Linked DNA regions of Homo sapiens: regions 1 and 2 are each linked to region 3. Evidence: chromatin contacts called from ENCODE Hi-C or POLR2A ChIA-PET data. All regions are on one chromosome and are shown on one strand. The core of a region is the stretch at or near the end of the contact, and the rest is flanking DNA. Distances in the headings are between cores, read along the strand shown. Region 1 overlaps CABLES1 (Cdk5 and Abl enzyme substrate 1). Region 2 overlaps RBBP8-AS1 (RBBP8 antisense RNA 1). Region 3 holds the start of MIB1 (MIB E3 ubiquitin protein ligase 1).

Region 1 (2,700 bases), core at 83-2,582, 1.5 Mb after region 3:
TAGCTTTGGCGTACAAGAAATACCTCATTTCTTCTTTTTAAATCTACTTAATATGAACTGTAAACCCCCCTTCTACAAGGCTGAGGGGAAATTGAGACTCACTTTTCACTGGGCATTCCTCCCTCCCCATCTCCAGTATTGTGCAAAGAAGGGCCTGGAACCTACTGTAATGCCTAGGATTTGGGGAACACATGCTGGTTGTTGTTCCTTTGGTTGCCCTAGCACTGCCAAAACTGTCACACCCGCCCCGTGACCCCTCCAGGCAAAAAGATCTGCTGCTCTGTGCCAGATGTGAATTACGAATCTTTATCATGGCTGGGAGCCCTGTTCTTGGGGTGCTGATGGTGCAAGGCATGGGTCCCATTTGATCATGGACCCCATGGTCATTTCCCTTCCGACTTAGGAGAATCTTGCACTGCTGCTCCCTCTGCAGTGGCCTGTAATTTAAACATCCCCAGAGGCAATAGGCAGAAAATAGGCCACTCTTGGGAAGAAAACTGGGAGACCAAATCCATGTCACTGAGTATCTATGACTATATTATCTTGCCATAGGAACTTATAAAATAAGGGTAGCAAAAGTCCTGCCAAGGAAGCACTGGGTCTTAGTAGTCACTAGCCACATGTGGCAATTTACATTTAAATTAATTAAAATTAAATAAAAATTCAGTTTCTCAGTCAACTGTTCACATTTCAAGCACTTAGTTGCCACACGTAACCATCGTATGGAACACGGTAGATAAGGACCATCTCCGTCATCACAGGAAGTTCTGTTGCGTGGCACTGGTCTGTAACAAGCCTCACGTGTCTCCAGTAGCAGTTGAGGGTGGCCCCACTATTCTTGCTTATTTTCTTACTCGGCTTAGCCTTAGCAATTTAGAAAGTAGAATGACGTAAGTAGAAAGCCAGGGGGAAGTGGTGACTGCAGTGAGTCACGTTATTTCTCGAGGGACCAGTTCTGTGGGTAGGGTTGGTGGAGCCTTGCCCGTCTTTCTTGTGGTCCCAAGTGTCGCTGAGACGCTTGGACAATCCACTGGAATCCCTGTTTCTAAGAATCCCTGTTTCTTTAAATGGGTTTGGGTTTTATCTCATGGAATAGAATCTTGGACTTTATACGAGCACATGACTATATTTTTTTTTTGTTAGGGCTTCATTTCCTTTGGAGGAAATGCCAAGAAGGGGAGTGTGGAAGAGGCGCGACTGGTTTGGTTCTGTTAACTGTGATGTGTGATGTGCACATTTGGCGGCAGGCAGACAGCTGGCCAGGACAAGGCTGCCCCGGGGAAGCAGTGAGCCTGTGAGCAAATTGAAGACAGATGAAAAGGGGCACAGTGGAAAATCACCCAAGTTTCATGCCATCTGCATGTACCAGTACCGGCGAGACAGCAAAGAGCCACACTAGCTCAGCTCAGTAAATAGTTCGTTACATATCAGACGTTGTATAGACAGGATATGAAAATGGACTGAGACTGCCCCTGCCTGCAGCCAGCTCTCCATCTGAGAACCCTCTCAGTATGGGCTTATTGGAATTCTCCTTATTTCCCTTGGCCTACTCACTCCAAAAAGATATTCCCTACTTCTCTCTTAATTTCAGCCCTAAGTAACATTCTCCATCTGGCAAAATGGAAACAAGGAGAAAATTATTTGGGAGTTGGGAATTTGAAGACCATGCTTGCTGGCTTTGGCTTTGGAAAAGTAGGAAGCCCATGGAACTGAGCTGCTGGTCCTTGAATGAAAAGGAAGACACTGCTGTTTTTGTCCTGCTCTGCATGTGGTCAGTCCCCTCCCTCCCTGCCCACCGCAGGTATTTTTGCTTCATTGCCTTGTTCACGTTTTTGCTTTGTAGGCACTTCCCTATGCCAGTGCCCCTGTGCATTCATCATCTCCATCCTTAATTGCTTTAAGAAGCCTTTTGAGAATCGCCCTGGGGTGCCTGCATAGCAGCTGCAGCAGTAGGGCAGACGGTCTTGTGGGTGTGAACAGAGTTGGTTGTTGGCTTTCTTCTGCATGACTTTGGTGTCGATTCTGAACGGGACTCCAGAGATGTTTTGAGGGTGGCACTACCATGGCCTCCCAGGAAGCCTGCTGTGGAAATGCAGCACTTACTGGGCACAGAAGGTCTTGGGCATTTCTGTTAATTAGACTCCACATTATGGGTAGGATAAGGGAGCCGGCTCATTCATGTAATGCCCAGAGACTAGGATGATGGCTCAACAGAATCAGAGCATCCCTGTTTTTTTTTCTATATTGGAGGATAGCTTTTTTCCCTTCTCTTCTCACCACTCGCTTGGCTCCCTCCTCTCTTCTTACCTGATGACTTTGTCTTTGGCTGGGAGCAATTTGCCCCTGCCTTATATTCGTTCTTGCATAGGTTGTAGGAGATGACCCCTGAATATGGTCCCTCCATCCAGGCCACACAGCAAGTATGCTGTGGGTCTGAGGTGCCTTTGACTAACAGGCACTGGATGTCAGAACATGAAGACCTGGTCATTCCCAAACATGGCTGCAGTTTAGAATCGCCTGGGGAGTGTTTAAAACTCCTGGTGTCCAGGTCACAGCCCATGCCAACTGCCTGGGGGTGGGAGCCAGATAACAGTTTGTCAGAGATCCCCGTACAATTCTGATATGTGGCAAATTTTAAAAATTACCGTAGGGGAAGGGTGTGGTCCTTTGAGGTGTGAGCAGTTACACCTGAGCATAGGT
Region 2 (2,700 bases), core at 183-2,682, 1.1 Mb after region 3:
AGATCCCCAACAGTATCTATTATGTTCTCGGTTGCAAGCAGCAGAAATAAAAGTCTAGCAGAGCCAAAGTAAAAATAATTTAAAAGACATTAGAAAAGATAAAAAAAAAAAAAGGACATTAGGCAGCTTACAAAATCAAGGAGGTATTAAGGAGGTATGGAAAGGAAGGCTTGGAGCTACACAGTCAAGAACAAAGCCCAAAAGTCATGCTGCCAAACTCATCTTGTGAAGTAGTCATGGGTGCTACCAAAAAGCACCAAACATTATGGCTTGTACAACTGCCCCTAGGAGCTTAATCTTGGGGCAACCACCACTTCCTCTAGCATTACTGCCACTGCTACCCTGCTATATAACCTAGTTATCCAATATAACCTATATAATCTAGTGATTCAATTCCCATGTGCTAAAGGTTAGAACAACCTGAAAGAAAATTATTATCCTCACATGTACTGGGAATTTGACATAATATATGGCATACTTACCGAAAAGTTGGTAAGGAAAATTTTTTGGAATCTTATAGTAGAATTAAACATGAAACCCTTTTTCTATAACCTGTTGTGTCTTTAGCATGAGGGTAAAAGATTTTCCTCTCCTCTCACAGGGACATTTGTCCTCAGCAATGCTATTCAAATTAACCGAAAAGCTGGTAAGGAAAATTTTTTGGAATCTTACAGTAGAATTAAACATCAAACCCTTTTTCTATAACCTGTTGTGTCTTTAGCATAAGGGTAAAAGATTTTCCTCTCCTTTCACAGGGACATTTGTCCTCAGCAATGCTATTCAAATTATTCCAGCCAAATAACGTCCCATTTCTGATGATCCATTGCCTTGCATTGCTATTTGTCTATATTTCCTCACAGTCTTAACAGAATTCTGAAAAAAAGTGAGTTTGACCTCCTCATTAAGCTCCCTACTATGGCATGTGACAGGCATGCTCCCTGTTTCCTCCAACATGCAACCCGTTACCCACTATCAGCTTTAAGCCAGAAACATGGTGAAAATTCTCAGGTGATGGGTCAGATCAAGAATGAAGACTTTTTGGGCCCTTTTGCCACAACAAAATCTGTTTCTCAGTGTGGCACCTGGACAGCCAACAAAGTCCCAGGAGAGGAACCATTTTCTCACATATCCTTTTATGCACAGTGACCCACGTGCTGATTAGTAACCTGCAAGCACTTCCTTGATCACTCACAATACTTTTGGTTATAACCACTGCCTCTACCCTATACCTCATTTGATTATTGCATAGTACCACTGATGGATGCTGTTGCAATCCCCCTTTCCCCTTTGACAGTTTATTTCAGTGGCTCCCACACACAGCTAAGGCTCTGAGTCACTGTCTGTCTGTTTTTCCATTGCATAAGCTCAGAGGAGGGCTTTGCAAGTGTTTGATGCTGGGGCTTTTACCCTCACCTTGGTTGTATCCCTTTGGAACATTGCTAGAAGATATCCCTCCTGAGCACTGAACCTGTGCCAGCCTTTTGTCTCTTTTCTGATCTTTGCTCTCTGAGTCCTGGGACTTCCTCCAATAGTCTCTTTTGTTATGTTTGGGTTATATTACTTCATGTATAATTATATTTGCATAGTTCTTTTCCGGTAGTAGCAAGAGCAAGGGGAGGTCTCCTTTATCCAAAAACCTGTGTCTCCTTAGAGACCTACAGGAGGCTCGGGATACTCTACAATGAGCACATTTCATATCTTACTTTAGTCAAACTGCAAGATATATTAGATTTATCGAACCATAGAGACAGAGGTATCTAGGAGGTTTCTTAGTTATTTTCCCCTGTAAGAAAACAGAAATTCAGAAAGGGAAGTTATTTTCTCAGAGATAAACAGCTATTGACAAACAAATCTGGGACTAGAACCCAAATTCAGGATACTTTCTTCTTTACTAATCTGAATTTTCTTCTAGAGTTTTTCCTTTTTCGACCATGTGTAACCTTTCTGTAAGAGACTGTCTTTGCATATAGTTACTTAATGGGTGATTTAATGACAGGGAAAGAAGAATGGAAATATCCAAGAAGGCTTTATACAATAATGTGGTAGACAAAGACATCCATATCCTATTCCATAGAACCTGTTTTTTTCTTTTTTCTTTTTCTTTGCTTCTAACACACCAAGCACATATAGAACCTGTTAATATATTCCCCTACAGAGCAAAAGAAATTTTGCAGATCTAATTAAGAATCCTTGAGGTGGGAGATTATCCTGGACTATATGAAGGGGCCCATGTAATAACAAAGGTCCTTTCAAGTGAAAGAGACAGGCAAGAGAGTCAGAATCAGAGAAGAAGATGTGACAGTAGAAACAATATTAGAGTGATGGGATGTGAGGACTCAAATCTTCCATCGTTGGCTTTAAAGATGAAAGGTGAACACAAGCCAAAAATTGTGGGGCAGCCACTATAAACTGAAAAGGCAAGGAAATGTATTCTCCATGCCTTTCTAGAAGGAATGTAATCCTGACAATATTTATTTTAACCCAGTGAACTCCCTTTGGACTTCTGACTCCAGAACTGTAAGATAATAAATTTGTATTGTTTTAAGCCAATAAGTTTGTGGTAATTTGTCACAGCAGTAGTAGGAAATATGGTTTTAGAAGTAAATCTAATATAAAACCACAATAATAATGGTTATGTCGCATTTTATATGTGACAGGCATTATGCTACACCCATAGTGTCCATTACCTCATTAAATCCT
Region 3 (2,700 bases), core at 98-2,597:
ACGAGGCCAGCATCATCCTGATACCAAAACCTGGCACAGACACAACAAAAAAAGAAAATTTCAGGCCAATATCCCTGATGAACATCGATGCGAAAATCTTCAATAAAATACTAGCAAACAGAAGCCAGTAGCACATCAAAAAGCTTATCCACCACTATCAAGTTGGCTTTATCCCTGGGATAAACACTTTGGGAGGCTGAGGTGGGAGGATTGCTTGAGCTCAGGAGTTCGAGACCAGTCCGGCCAGGGAAAATAGTGAGATATATCCCCCAAGAAGCTCCCCACTGCCCCCCCGCTCATCTCTGCCAAAAATACAAAAAATTAGCTGGGCGTGGTTGTGCGTTCCTGAGGTCCCAGCTACTCAGAAGGCTGAGGTGGGCGGACCCCTTGAACCCAGGAGGCGGAGGTTGCGGGGAACGGAGATGGCGCCACTGCACTCCGGCCTGGCTGACAGTGAGACCCTGTCTCAAAAACAAAGCAAAAAAAAAAACAACAACAAAAAAAACCAAACAAAAAAAATTTTATTTCAGTACATAGTAATTCCTTGGGTACATTTTACGTCCGTTTTCTTGTCTTTTCCCTTGATTATCCATTCTGTTAGCATTTCCCTCCTTTGACTATCAGGAAAAGCAACAGTTTATGCTAACAATGCATGCTAACGGTGCCAACAGTGCTGGCCTGTGGAAACACTGGTTTTAAACCCTATGCAGCATAATGTCATTTGAATAACGGCAACCAGAAACTTCTCTTACAGTCTTCGAATCTTCCTTTGAAGGTTGTATTTTGTAATTAGGGACTGAATTTTTTCGTGAGTGGAGGCAATTATTAATGAGCAAAGTTTGGAGTCTGCCTATCACCCTAATTCTGCATAAAGTCAAGACACACCTTCTAAAAGTCTTTACCGTTGCTCACAACATTCCATACCATGCTGTTCAGCTTAAAAACACACTACTAACCTGCTCTGTCTGGTTTGAAATGTTTTCAATTTACACACAAATACAGATCGCCCTGAATTTGTGAATGTATTTCTACCTTCGTTAAAAAAGAAGACTAAAAGAATATGGAATCCCTAATTCACATTTAGTTCGCCTAGGAAAACTAGCAGTTAGTGAAAAACTGGCCACATCACAGCCGCACAGCTCCAGCAGCCCGGGTAGCTTCCCCACCCTCACTTTCTCCAGCCCCGCCTCCAGGACGGCCTAACCGCTTTCCTCATAGCTCATTGGGCGCGCGGCACCACCGGGCGGCAACTCCAGGGATCCGCCCCTGGGCCCGCCCCTCCATCGCCCGGGGCTGGGGTTGGGCAACCGTCCGCCCTTTTTCTAGACCGCGCGCATGCGCACTCTCCTTGGACCCTGGAGAGACGCTTAGGGATCAGTTTTCTCCTCCTTTCTTCCCGCGATCGCGCGGCTCTCTGGAAGCCTTCCCACTCTATTATTGCCGAGGATCCCCCTCCTAGACACTCTGAGAAGGTGCCGCTCCGGCCTTGGGTACGGCGGTACCCGGATGTGGAGTCGCTCTCGCCCGGCTGGGACTCTGTGGCGGGGCGGAGCGCGGCGGCTGGTGCGGGGGCAGAGAGAAGGGGGCCTGAGGGCCCGGGCGCTCGCCGGACGCCGGGAGGTACCACCGCTGCCCACGGGGGAGGAGGCGGCGCCGGCGCTTGGGTGCCCGCCCCCGAGCGAGGGGCCGGGGTGGCAGAAAGGCCGGCAGTTAAGCTTGCTCCCCGCCGCCCCCCTCGGGCTAGCCTCCCCCGGCCCCCTGCGCTCCTCGCGCTGCCGGCCGGGGGAGAGCGTGGTTTCCTTGCGGCCGTCGCTGTAGCCTGGCCGGGGAGCCCGGAGGAAGCGGGAGAGTCCCCGCCCACGGCCCCCTCCCCTCTGCCCGCTCTCCGCCGCCGCCTCCGAGCAGCCGCGGGCCGCCCTCCACTCCGAGCGGGGGGCGCGGCGGCGACAGCTGGGCAGCGGCTTTGGGCTCCGCGGGGACCGCGCCGCCGCCCCCGTGAGTTATTCTCACGTCCCCCGGGGCTCGCTGCCGCCCCCGCCGACGCCTAGAGTCCGGCCCGGGCCCAACTCCCTCACGGGCCCCCCGGCGGCAGCGGCGGCGGCGGCGGCGGCAGCGGCGGAGCCCACCGCCCGGGCCCCGATGAGTAACTCCCGGAATAACCGGGTGATGGTGGAAGGGGTTGGCGCTCGGGTAGTGCGCGGCCCGGACTGGAAGTGGGGGAAGCAGGACGGCGGCGAGGGCCATGTGGGCACCGTCCGGAGCTTCGAGAGCCCCGAGGAGGTGGTGGTAGTGTGGGACAACGGCACAGCTGCCAACTACCGCTGCTCCGGGGCTTACGACCTCCGCATCCTGGACAGCGCGCCCACCGGTAAGCCGCGGCCACCTGGCCAGGGCTTGCGCGCGCGGGGGGAAGGGGCGAGCTGCGGTGGGCGTCGGTGTCGCGGGGAGAGGTCTGCAGTGGGACACCTGGTGGGCAGCGCCCGGCTGGAGCGAGCGGAAAGGCAAAGCGCCAAAGGAATTCTAGGTTCCGAACGGGTGAACAAACACTTTCAGAAAAGACCCTCTACCCCCAAGGGAAATGATGGCAGCACCATCACCGGGATGCTTTCAAGCCTGGAAGACACAAAGCACCGGGAAGAGAACAGACACAGGTCCCCCAACCCGACTCCTCCTCTTGGGAAGGGGTCTGGAGAGGCCTAT

The links. A loop is a pair of places that touch in the nucleus more often than their neighbours do. ChIA-PET counts read pairs that join two places held with the same protein, here RNA polymerase II (POLR2A). Pooled maps may share reads with other maps.
Region 1: a loop to region 3 is called in a map with no recorded cell type, with 22 times the contacts of the local background. The contact joins the enhancer-like site here to the promoter of MIB1 in region 3. A Hi-C loop is called at or near these places in 1 of 37 single-sample maps with no recorded cell type and 8 of 50 pooled maps. POLR2A ChIA-PET finds 5 or more read pairs at or near these places in 1 of 52 experiments (OCI-LY7).
Region 2: a pooled map shows a loop between it and region 3 (2.1-fold over the local background). The contact joins the enhancer-like site here to the promoter of MIB1 in region 3. A Hi-C loop is called at or near these places in 1 of 50 pooled maps. POLR2A ChIA-PET finds 5 or more read pairs at or near these places in 2 of 52 experiments (A549 and BJ).

What each region holds. Positions count from the first base shown.
Region 1 is chr18:23,230,644-23,233,343 of GRCh38, forward strand. All of the region lies in intron 4 of CABLES1 (Cdk5 and Abl enzyme substrate 1), which reads left to right. Among named protein-coding and RNA genes, the nearest start is that of CABLES1, 97 kb to the left of the region's middle. RefSeq lists enhancers at 1,098-1,257, 1,378-1,427. Within about 2 kb of position 1,333, at least 22 of the 41 ENCODE cell types and tissues checked have a DNase peak (open chromatin) inside an H3K27ac peak, as active enhancers do; they include OCI-LY7, where a contact is called at or near this core.
Region 2 is chr18:22,830,364-22,833,063 of GRCh38, forward strand. All of the region lies in intron 2 of RBBP8-AS1 (RBBP8 antisense RNA 1), which reads right to left. The region is part of intron 1 of LOC124904263 (a long non-coding RNA gene); the gene reads left to right. Among named protein-coding and RNA genes, the nearest start is that of RBBP8, 100 kb to the right of the region's middle. Within about 2 kb of position 1,433, at least 2 of the 41 ENCODE cell types and tissues checked have a DNase peak (open chromatin) inside an H3K27ac peak, as active enhancers do.
Region 3 is chr18:21,739,445-21,742,144 of GRCh38, forward strand. It overlaps MIB1 (MIB E3 ubiquitin protein ligase 1), which reads left to right and starts at 1,348. Exons shown (of 21, transcript NM_020774.4): 1 at 1,348-2,368. The coding sequence starts at 2,140. RefSeq lists silencers at 1,135-1,354, 1,545-2,174, 2,295-2,344.